Regions from separate parts of the Homo sapiens genome. Here regions 2, 3 and 4 are each linked to region 1. Evidence: chromatin contacts called from ENCODE Hi-C or POLR2A ChIA-PET data. All regions are on one chromosome and are shown on one strand. Each heading gives the region's core, a stretch centred on a gene start or an enhancer-like site at or near the end of the contact. The rest is flanking DNA. Distances are from core to core; before and after follow the strand shown. Region 1 holds the start of CLPTM1L (CLPTM1 like). Region 2 holds the start of SLC6A19 (solute carrier family 6 member 19). Region 3 overlaps LPCAT1 (lysophosphatidylcholine acyltransferase 1). Region 4 overlaps LPCAT1 (lysophosphatidylcholine acyltransferase 1).

What was found. A loop is a pair of places that touch in the nucleus more often than their neighbours do. ChIA-PET counts read pairs that join two places held with the same protein, here RNA polymerase II (POLR2A). Pooled maps may share reads with other maps.
Region 2: a map of PC-9 shows a loop between it and region 1 (2.2-fold over the local background). The contact joins the promoter of SLC6A19 here to the promoter of CLPTM1L in region 1. A Hi-C loop is called at or near these places in 3 of 168 maps with a recorded cell type or tissue (Calu3, MCF 10A and PC-9) and 5 of 50 pooled maps.
Region 3: a map of B cell shows a loop between it and region 1 (2.7-fold over the local background). The contact joins the enhancer-like site here to the promoter of CLPTM1L in region 1. A Hi-C loop is called at or near these places in 3 of 168 maps with a recorded cell type or tissue (B cell, CD14-positive monocyte and chondrocyte), 8 of 37 single-sample maps with no recorded cell type and 4 of 50 pooled maps. POLR2A ChIA-PET finds 5 or more read pairs at or near these places in 4 of 52 experiments (H1, PC-9, activated B cell and 1 more).
Region 4: a loop to region 1 is called in a map of GM12878, with 2.3 times the contacts of the local background. The contact joins the enhancer-like site here to the promoter of CLPTM1L in region 1. A Hi-C loop is called at or near these places in 2 of 168 maps with a recorded cell type or tissue (B cell and GM12878), 17 of 37 single-sample maps with no recorded cell type and 5 of 50 pooled maps. POLR2A ChIA-PET finds 5 or more read pairs at or near these places in 6 of 52 experiments (GM12878, H1, HEK293 and 3 more).

Annotation. Positions count from the first base shown.
Region 1 is chr5:1,343,716-1,346,415 of GRCh38, forward strand. It overlaps CLPTM1L (CLPTM1 like), which reads right to left and starts at 1,384. Exons shown (of 17, transcript NM_030782.5): 1 at 965-1,384; 2 at 636-736. The coding sequence starts at 1,126.
Region 2 is chr5:1,200,214-1,202,913 of GRCh38, forward strand. It overlaps SLC6A19 (solute carrier family 6 member 19), which reads left to right and starts at 1,382. Exons shown (of 12, transcript NM_001003841.3): 1 at 1,382-1,639. The coding sequence starts at 1,438.
Region 3 is chr5:1,479,095-1,481,794 of GRCh38, forward strand. LPCAT1 (lysophosphatidylcholine acyltransferase 1) reads right to left here. Exons shown (of 14, transcript NM_024830.5): 7 at 1,848-1,882; 8 at 527-581. Among named protein-coding and RNA genes, the nearest start is that of MIR6075, 30 kb to the right of the region's middle. Within about 2 kb of position 1,262, at least 11 of the 41 ENCODE cell types and tissues checked have a DNase peak (open chromatin) inside an H3K27ac peak, as active enhancers do; they include B cell and CD14-positive monocyte, where a contact is called at or near this core.
Region 4 is chr5:1,496,903-1,499,602 of GRCh38, forward strand. The region is part of intron 2 of LPCAT1 (lysophosphatidylcholine acyltransferase 1); the gene reads right to left. Among named protein-coding and RNA genes, the nearest start is that of MIR6075, 13 kb to the right of the region's middle. Within about 2 kb of position 1,314, at least 6 of the 41 ENCODE cell types and tissues checked have a DNase peak (open chromatin) inside an H3K27ac peak, as active enhancers do; they include B cell and GM12878, where a contact is called at or near this core.

The sequences.
Region 1 (2,700 bases), core at 134-2,633:
GCGTGGAGTCCAGCATGAGTCTCAAACTTTCATTATTCTCTCCTCAGATACCTCCCAGGCAATGAAGGGAAATGGTTGACTTGTGAGAAGCAAATCATATTTAAAAGTATACTTATTCAATTAAAAAAAATTAGGCCATGTCAGATGTAATTTTTAAGATACTCTACATATTTGGACATTGATCTATTCTAACGTCACATGTCACTTATTTATGATTTTCTACAAAATTGCTTCCTCTATCCTCATCTCTTTTCCCTCACAAGTAACTTAAGCGAACTACTTCCACCAGGAAAAGACAAGTTGGTCCCCGGTAGTGAAACTGCAGAGTTGTCTGCTCTCCACTGGTTCACCAAGCGTGGCCCCTGCTCCTTCGGAGCCTCCCCGTCCAGGACATCCCACTGCCATCACACTCTGCTGAGAACTACTTCTTAAACGACATTCATCACCTGTCACCTTCCAGGCTGAATGTTTACAGGCCACGCATAGGCCTCCAGTTAGGATATTCTACCACTTCAAGACATTCGGTAAGACTAGTTCTCTAAAATAAACATGTTATGTACAGAAAGCTAACTTTTAAACAATCTGAACATGAGTAATGTTTTCCCTTTCACTGGCATTTTGTCCTACGCCCATACCTTTCAAATTTGGACTCCACATCAAAGTCTTCCACATTCAAGACCAGGTCGATGTTGTTCTCAGCACCCAGGTGGGACCTCGTCGTGGTGTACACGCTCAGCTGGAAAGGAGGGGGCGTCGAGAGTCAGCTCGGCCAGGCCCTGGCAGGACGCACTCAAATCCCACGGCCAGCTGGAGGGCGGAAGACCTGGCCGCTGGGGAACCAGGAAAGGTTCCATCTCGACTCGCGCGGCCACAGCTCCGAACTGGGACGGGAAGGCGACGTCTGGGGCCTGGAGGAGAGGCCCCCACCCCAACCCGCCCGGCCCCCGGCCCCGCGGACGCTCACCTGCAGCTTGGGCCGCCGCGCCAGGTAGGGCTGGATGCAGTTGGCGTCGCCGGAGCACGGGCGGGTGTAGACGATGCCGTACATGACCCAGCAGGTGTGCACCACGTAGACCACGAACACGCCCACCACCAAGCTGGTGAAGGAGCTGCGGCCGCTCCACATGGCGGCCCCGCGCCCGGCGCCCCCGGCCCGCCCGCCTCTCAGCCGCGAGCCCCGCCCGCCCGGCGCCCAGCCCGCCGCTCCGGGCTCCGCCGCTCACTGGAGAGCCGCCGCGCGCCACCGCCACCGCCGCGGGGGAACGAATGCGCCGCGCGCCGCAGACCGCCGGCCGCCCCGCATGCTCCGGCCCCGCTCCCACCTGGCGCCGCGGGATTCGCCGGCCCCGCGCGCCGCTTCCGGGCCCCGCCGCCTGCCGGAAGTGGACGCGCCGCGCGGCTCCCTGGGAAACGGAGTCTCGGCCGCTGCCGCGCACGCGCATCCAGGATGCGGCGCGTGTGTGACGTTACCCGCCCGCGCCGCCCTCCTGGGGTGCCTCTCAGGGACCCAGGCGCTCAGCTGCTGGGGCCGCGGAGGGCGTTCGCGGGGCGCCGGGGAAGGCTAGGGCCGCGGGGTCCCCGGGGCGCCGTCCCCAACCGCCGACGCCTGCCAGACCACCAAGTGGGGGCCATGTCGACGTGTGAGGAGCCTGGTGGAAGGTGATACTGGAATTCCGGCACTGGGCCTGCAACCCTTTTAGTCCACAGTTGTCAGAATCTAAAGGGAAGAAAAACGAAGTGCTCAGAACCCTCACAGAAGCCGGGCACCTCATCCCGTGTGTGGGTTTTTTCCCCAGTACAAACCCATTGTGGGGACAGGCGCTTTTGAAGAAAAAATTCAGATTCCCGGGCTGAAGTGGCTCCTCACAGCCTTGAACCTGACCCCCAGCTTCCCGCTAAAGCCGAGCGTGCCCAGCACGGCGAGGTCAGCAGAGGCCCCTCGGAGGGCGGCCGGGGGAGGTCAGTGGGAGGCCCTCGGGCAGCCGGTGGATGGGCCGGCGACCTCCCCGACTCCATCAGAAGCGCTCAGTCTGTGCCCTTCAGTTACTGGAGCAGCTCCCGTCCTTTGGCCAGTTCTCTGGAAGGTCGTTTCCGTTTCTGTGTCTGCCACACGTGCAGCACAATCGAAAAACCTTGTTCGACATTTCTAGAAAGAGTAGATGCTACTGAAGACCCAATAGATTGCTGAGGGTTTTCAGAGCAGGGACAATTGCATCAGGGTGCTGGGCTCCGGGAAGAACTCAGAGGACTTGGCTGACGGGCGGATGGGACAGTGATTGGTGCCGAGAATGGGCCAGAGAAGCAGGTCTGCCTGGAGCAGGCACCCGAGGCCGCGTGCAGGGGCGGTCCTGGGCCACCAACCCCTGGAAGCTGGGCCAGGAGCTTCGGAGCCATCCGAGGCTTTTTTCGCTCCTCTCACTCTCATGCACCTAGTTACCCTCCCCACAGAGTCTTCTCACGGCGCGGTTTTCGGCTACCATTGCAGTGGTGTCTGACTACACCCAGTGCCTCTATCGTTCCCCCCTCAGTCTGTTCTCGCTTCTTGGCAAACCTGTCCTTGGAAAGCCCTCTGCTGACTCCTGTTACCCTGATCAAATGCATCCTCCTCAGGAGGCTCGTGAGCCCTTTGCAGGGTGGCCCAAGAGGCATCACGCCCTGCTCTCCAGCCACTCTTGGGGTCCCCTACAGGGCCAGGCGTCC
Region 2 (2,700 bases), core at 132-2,631, 140 kb before region 1:
AGGCCCCGGCTATGGAAGGAGCCATGTGGGCAGTGGGGGCAGGGGGCCAGCGAGGGCCCCCAGGGAGGTGAGCCCAGAGGCTGAAGGAGGCAACGGGAGGAAGGCCTGGGGAGGCGCAGGGTGTGGCACCGTCCCTGGCCTCAGGAAGGCTGGTCCGGGATTCCAGAGCTTGAGGTCTCCTAGATGGGAGAGACGTGAGGGGAGGCCCAAGTGGGGGCCCAAACGGGCAGCGCCCGACAGAGGATGGCCTCCAACTCCCTGTGCGGAAAACCAGGAGAGAATCCCACTCTGGCTTTGGAGACACAACCCCCAGGATCCTCTCCTGAACTCCCCGCAACGTTCCTCCTGCCCCTCCTGGACCCCGTGGTCAGCCCTGTGGCTTCCCTGCACGGCCTCTTTGCTGGGGAGCAGGAACACCATCTCCTTCGCTGTCCCATGCCCGGCACAGGACTGCCCCCCACAAAGTGCTCCACAGAAGGACAGAAACCGTGCAGTCACCGGGAAGGTGGGGATCTGGGGTGGCTGCAGGTTCCATGACACAGGACCCTCCATCCCCCGTGACCCCAGAGGGCCCTTGGGGACGAGGCTGCCCTAGAGGGTGGCTCTGGGTCCTGAACCTATGGCCGGGAGCTGAACTCCTCCTGCTCGATGTTCTCCAGCTCAGCCAGGGATGGGATCCGGGCATCCAGGCTGGGGTTGGGCAGCGTGAGCTGTTCATTATGAAGTTCATTACGAACCCCAGAATGAAACTGTGGCCCAGGGGGCACAGCCACGGGAACCCCACTCTCAGGTTGATTCAGGCCACATCCCAAGGAGCCGTGGTTCCGTGGGGACTGGTGGGAAGCCGGGCCCCCGAGCAGCCGTCTAGAGCCCAGAGCCAGGCTGGAGGGGTCCAGGGCCTCGCTGTGCTTGGTGTGAGCAGACCAAGAGCTGCCCCAGGGCCCCTGCTCCCGCTGAGTTCCCTCTCCCTGGACTGGGGTGGGGGCCGGGGATGCCTGTGCTCCAGGGAGCTGTGGAGAGGCCCACCCGGCGTCCTGCAGGTGGGGGTGTGCGGCAGCCAGGGGCTCCCAGACCGGGGCAGAGCCAGCATCCTGTTTGCCTTGGTTCTTTCTCCCCGGGGTGCACCGGCGTTTGTACGCATTTGTGTGTGCGTTTGTGCAGGGGGAGGGGTGGCCAGCGCCCACGGAGCAGCCTCCGGTTGCCCGAAGGCAGTGGGTGGCTCTGCTGGCCCCGGGGCCGGGCGTCTCTGCAGATAAGGCATTAACAGTCCCTCCGCAGACGCACCCTGCAGATCTGCTGACGACTGGCTCCGTTCTGCCCAGGTGCCTGGGGCGAGGTGCCAAAGGTTCTCTATAAAGTGCCCGGCTCCCGGCCCACGGCCACTCGCCCTCCAGCTTCTGCCCTGCCTGCTGTGTGCGGAGCCGTCCAGCGACCACCATGGTGAGGCTCGTGCTGCCCAACCCCGGCCTAGACGCCCGGATCCCGTCCCTGGCTGAGCTGGAGACCATCGAGCAGGAGGAGGCCAGCTCCCGGCCGAAGTGGGACAACAAGGCGCAGTACATGCTCACCTGCCTGGGCTTCTGCGTGGGCCTCGGCAACGTGTGGCGCTTCCCCTACCTGTGTCAGAGCCACGGAGGAGGTAGGCTGGCCGGGCGGGGCTGCGGGCGAGGCCGTGGCCAGGGAAGCACAGACACACGCAGAGGCCCTGGGCAGACATCCTCCCCGGACCCTCGGCTCCCCAAGCACGGAGGGGAGAGGAGAAGCCGCAGGGTGTGGGGGGAGCTGGGGCCCCCACGGGCCCCCGTGCCCGGTTCCTAGGCTGCTGGTGAGGAGATGGGCCTGGCCGGCACGACCCCAAGACTTCGTGTGGGGCTCCAGGGAGGGCCCTGTGTTCCAGACTGGCAGTCCTGGAACGTTCTGGCCTGAGGGTGGGGCCGGGGGAAGGGTGTTTCTCCCGGTACAGCCCCTCCTCGGAGGACGCGGGGCTGGGCCCTCCTGGGCATCACCTCTCGTCCCAGCCCCACAGGCGGACACCTGCCAGTGCAGGGAGCAGAGGAGGTAGCTGGGTTGGGGGCAGGTGACCCTAGAGGAGCAGAGTGGGTAGCCGGAGCCTGTGGACTCGGGCCTGGCTCTTGAGCCAGGTGCCCTCAGGCCTGGAGGCCGGGAGCCGCTGTGCCCACCCAACACACAAGCCTGACTGCTCCTCGTTCCTCTGGCTCCTGCGGCCCAGGTAGGCATGGCCGCTGCTGGCACAGAGGTGACATTTGTGTTCCTGCCCAGTGGTCCTGAGCATCTGAGAAGTGGCTCCCAGGCCTGGCAGGGGGCTGTACCTAGGACCCCCACACTTGAACTCAGCCTTGGGCTTGGCGAACCCCAAAGCTGCTGCCCTCATAAACCTGCTGCTTTCTCAGCGGAAGGTCCAGGAGGGCCGGGCACCCTTGGGAAACAGGCTTCCTGCTGCCCTGGGGCAGTTCACGGGGGGGCCGTGAAGGTCTCAGCCTCCGTTTAGAGGAGTCTGCCCTCAGGGGGCCCTGTTCCTTCTCACCATGGAGAGCTGCTGTCTCTCACGCGGGCTTTGTGATGTGAAGGTTTTTAAAGAAAAACAGAAATGGGCTTTTCCTGAATCAGTTTCGCCTCCAGCATTGTCAAGGAGTTGATCACTGCCTTGCGGGGGTGGGCGCTTCATGAGCCTCTGGTCCA
Region 3 (2,700 bases), core at 12-2,511, 140 kb after region 1:
GGTTTAAAAAATCCTTTCCAGCTGGGTGTGGTAGTTCACGCCTGTGATCCCCGCACTTTAGGAGGCCAAGGCGGGAGGACTGCTTGAGCCCAGGAGTTTGAGACCAGCCTAGGCAACAAAGTGAGACCCATCTCTACAAAAATTAGCTAGGCATGGCGTGTGCCTGTGGTCCAATTACGTGGGAGGCTGAGGCAGGGAGATCACTTGGGCCCAGGAGGTCGAGGCTGCAGTGAGCCCATCGCTACACTCCAGCCTGGGCAACAGAGCAAGACAAAATGCTGTCTCAGAAAAACAAAAAACAAAAACCCAAATCTTATCCAAGTGGTTCAGACTCATAAGAGAGACATAAAGTCATTGAGGTAAAGCAACCAGAGGCTCCTCGAAGGAGCCCTGAGAAACGGAAAGATGGGAAAGCAAGACAGGTGATATGCCACATTGTACAAGGCTTATCTGGGCATCCTGGTGTAAGCTCGTGTCTGCATCAACCACTGTGAAGAGCGCTGTGTAACTCTGTATCCATACGAACCTCGATTTCCACTTGGTTGTGAAACTGACACAGCGTGAGCCACAGGATTTCCAGCCTTAAAAACAGATTGCACAATGTTGAGCAGATTTACAACTCGGGTTAACAAGTAAATTACTCCCAATTCTGGGGTGAAACCTCCAGACGCGCCCTCCAGAGGGCGCTACTGGGCAGTCAACGCTCCCACGGAGGGGGTGCCGTGCCCACCCAGCCCGAGCCCCAGTGTGACGTACAGCCGTGGGTGGAAATGCTGCTTTTCCGATTCAACACCTGCTTATGTCCTTGGTTCGTCTAGCAAGACACCATCTCCTGCTTGTTCTCCAGCTCAGGAGACCTCGTACAGCCCACACCTGTCCCTCCACACCTGTCCCTCCTCGCTGTCCCCAGGCAGCACAGGCCCTGAGTCATGCCACCCCTCCAGCCTGGATCCAGAGTTCCCAACCTCAGAACCAGGATCACCATGCCTTTGCCGCAGGAGTTGACATGGGAGACATTTGGAGCTGCTCCCAGGGCCACACTCACGCCTCCGACAGCCCAGTGCCCCAACCCTCTTTCTGCCCTGTCATGCCAGCCCCAGCCCTAGGCCCCCGGGACCCCAGAACCCCTATACCCCCCAGAGCCCCCTCCCAGCTCTGCTCCCAGCTGGGAGCCTCCACACGCCAGCCTGGGAAGCGCTGACCTCAACACCTTCACCTGAAAGCACCAGCGGACCCACATCCTCCCAAACGCCTGGAATGGAGCTGCTCTCTCTTGGACTTTCCCGCTCCCTCTGCCCTCCCGACGTCAGCTCAGACGTCAGCACCCAGGAGGCCCTGACCAGCCTGTGGCCCCGGGCTTCTCCTCTGGGGCTCGTTCCCGTTTCCGTGGGGTTGTTCATTGTTGCATAACTGACCTTCGGTGTCTCTGCTGGGGGGACAGGGACACTGACTCACAGCAGGGGCTGGCCTCCCACCCAGCACTACTCAGTCTCTGTGCCTGTGCAGACGGGGTCCCCCCAGACACCCCTAAATCTCCACTTTCCTTACCAGGGGCCACCAGGTGGACGATCGTAATTACTGAGCTGGCAAACTCGAGAGCCGAATGCAAGACTCACAGTTCCCTTCCTGCTGGTACTGAAGACGTGCAACTTAAGACCCCAGAATCCAGGAGTGTCAGGCCTGGGCCACATCTGTACGTTTAGTTTTCACAATGGGCTGAACCTAACGGCTGTCCCACACCTGCTTTCACAACTGCAAAAGTAACTAGCGTGCACAGCAGACCCCAAGCAGCCCCTACGTGTTCATGGAACAACAGGACAAAGAGGACGACACGGCGTTCAACTTACGCTCCAGGTCCTTGCCACGTCCATGTGATGGTGTCCTGGGGAGGAAGAGGCAGGGTCAGTCAGCATGGGGCCTGCACCCAGGGCCTGCACCAAGCACCTGCGTGTGCCGGCCTCTCCCTGCACCTCCCACCCCACAGAGGCGCTGCAGCCAGGGGGAAGGGAGGAGGGTGCTAGAGCTCCAGCTTCCCAGAGTCCCTGAGGATCCAGGACTCGGACCAGCCCCCCAGCCTGAGGTCCCCAGAGCCTCTAAGGACCCAGAGAACCACCACCTTACAGGTCCCCAGAGTTCCCCCAAGATCCCCAGAGTCCCTGAGGACTCAGAGCCCCCTCTTATAGGTTCCCAGAGCCCCTAGAACCTGGGAAAAGGGTCCTCCCTCCCTCCATGCTCTCCGCTTTCCTCACAGACCTGGGGACACCAATTCCAGTGTGCACCCGGGACCCCGGCCCTCTCCTGCCCACCGCTCTCTCCAACTGCTCTGAGTGTTCCCCCAACCACGGTGCATGTGCAGGGCCCCCCCACCCCGGGTGCTCTGAAGTCCCATCTTCAGCCTCAGTGCCGCCGGGCAGGGACCACACAGCAGGGGCCGTGACGGCAGAGGCCCAGACACCGTCACCCTGGGGTGGACCTTCTGCTCCCCTGACGGCTAAGCTAGTGCTTCTTGGTGCATCCAGTAATAGTGTGTTGCTTTAAACACACTGATGAAACAATCTTAAAAGTGGAAAATCTAGATGACTGCACAGATCGGAGTCTGTTGTCCTCGGGTTGACTTTTTTGCCCACAGGAGTTGCACTGGGGCATGGTTTCCGCAGCGGAGGCAGGAAGGGGCCCTTGGCCAGGAGCCTGGCTGACAAA
Region 4 (2,700 bases), core at 64-2,563, 150 kb after region 1:
CCCAGGGGAATGTGAATCAGGAGACAGATCTATCTGCATACACAGGAGCGGGGATCTCCATCAGCACCCCCAGGAAATCCACTCCGTCCTACCGCCCTCACACGGACGACACCCAAGAATCCTGAGACGTGTGAGCAGAGCAGCTGCATGGCAGAGAAGCAGAGGACTGACCCCAAGGAGACAGAAAGGGTGGGCATCAGAAGAGGGGTGCAAAACATCCACCACGCTCGCCAAGAGAGTCTGGAAGAACAGGGCGCTGAGGAGCATCAAAGAACAAGAAAACACTCTCAGAAACCAAGACTGTCACTGTGGAGACAAGCAACTCACAGGAAAGACTGGGAAATGAGGAGGAGGAAATCTCCCAGAACATGCAGGGGGAAAAGGAGGAAGGCCGCTGAGGCCTGCATCTCCTCAAGCCAGCTGGCATGTGGAGGTGGGTGGGGGAAGCCCACACGTCTAAGCGTGAGGGGCAGGCGCAGGCCCCGGCTCTGCAGGTTCCAAATGTTCTGCTGTGAGCAGAGGCAAGAGGCAGAGTGGAGCCGGCCCTGGAGAGGACCTATACACATGTACACAGCCTGAGTGCTGGCTACGGTGCCAGGCCGGTGGGGTAGGGCAAAGGAAGGGGCCCTGGGGCCACGTCTGGCGGGGCTTCAAGGAGGCAAGTCTGGTGATCCACGTGGACTGGCTTAGCTGGGTCAGGGACGGCCCCTGGGTGGCTGGTGGGAGGGCTGTGTTGGGCTGGCAGGTGTGGAGGGGCAGCCCCAGGCTGAGACGCAGGTGGCAGGAGCTGCTGGCTTCTGGGAGACCAGATAAAGTGGTTTGATGCTCAAGTTCAAGCTCCAACCTCCAGGCCAACATACGGGGAGTACCTAGAGTCATCATGGGGATGGCATCCCCAAACTTGGGAACAGGTGTTCCCACACAGAGCATTCAGGAAAGGGCACCATCCATCTGAACCATCCGGTCAGCCAAGGGGCAGCCCCTGGAGGACCTGGCCCAGCTCAGGACTTGGCCCGTGGTCAAGGATTCAGCGCCAGATGGTCGGGTTTTGCAAAACGATGCTACGGTTTTTACAACACTGTGTGTGTTGAAAGTAACCTAAAATAGTGCCTTTTGCGAAACTGTGTCATTCTTTCACTGAAAGCCTAAGATTTTTATTTTAGGAAGGTTTGAATGACACTAACTTACATTCAGCAAAAATGCTTTAACTCAACATCAATCTATTCAAAACTGCAGAGCAGTGCATAACGTGAGCCAACTTAAGTCCCAAACCGACTACGTAATTATTATTCAGCGGTACACTCTGAATCTGCTACTTCAAATTCAGTTTCCTCCTGATCCCTTACGTCCCTAACTACGGTGCTTTTGTGACTAGGTTTCCCCTTGGGGAGTTCAGAATTCAGGGTTTGTTCTCTCTTCTGTTTCCCTTCAAGCACCAAGCCAAGCCCAGGACTGTGCACCAAGGGAGCTTTCATCAGTGCTGCTGAAGGAGACGCCAGGGGCTCCAGGGGTGGGATTCAATGCCAGGCAGCACGGGCAGCTTGAGTGCCCACAAGCATCCGTGCATACTCCCACACATGCACACATTCACACACATACACAGACATCGCTCTCATATATACTCACATGCACACACACACTCATACATATGTACACACATATACTCTCATACACATATGTACATACATCATACATATGTGGACACCTGTACACACGTACACTTGCACATATACACACATACATGTACACAGAGACACAACACTCATACACATGTACATACTGTCATACACGTACATGTATGTGCACACGATACAGACATCCATCCACACATATATACATGCACTCACATGTACACACATGCAACACACACAGGTACACAGCACACACATATACACATGTACACACTCATATACATACTTGCACTGGTGGCTCACATACACACAGTAATGCAACCACATGCCTATGCACGTGTACCTACTCCCGTGCATGCACATACATATGTATGCACACTCACATGCGCATATGTACACACATACACACCCTCTCTGCACACATACACAGAATGATACACAGTGAGTCTCCACAGACCCAGATGCCCAAAGATCTCATGAAGCAGAGGTGACAGAAACCCCAACGTGTCACTGTCACGGGACACTTCACACGTGCATGAGATGTACATATGAAAGCGTCTCTGAAGTACAGCTGCTAGAATAAGAGTCCGTTGTGGTCCATTTATCGCCTGTTGAAGCCAAGTCAATTATTCACAGACAAGAAAAGCCACCAGGGTTAGCATGGGGAAACGGAAAATTGCCCCAAGCCATCTATTTTGAAAAGTGAGAGCCTGTGCTCGCACGGGGCTCCTGCCTCCTGAGACAGAACAGAGGAGGCGGGGAGCTCGGCCCAACAAGGACATGGGGAGTAAAGAGAAAGGGTGCCAGGAAAGCACCACGAAGCCATTGCTGCCCACAGCACCACATTCAGCCAGGTCACCTGCAGCCTGCTTCACACTACAGAACCCCCACTTTCTAGCTGTGGCTTCTCAACTCAGCAAAACTGAAAGCCTGACTTTGATTTGGCCTTGATTTACTTTGCTTGGTTATATATTTGATACCCAATTCCTATTTTATGGTTAAAACGTTTCAAAAACAAACCAAGATAAAGCATAAGAGAATTTTAAAAATCTAGAAAGGCTAAATGAAG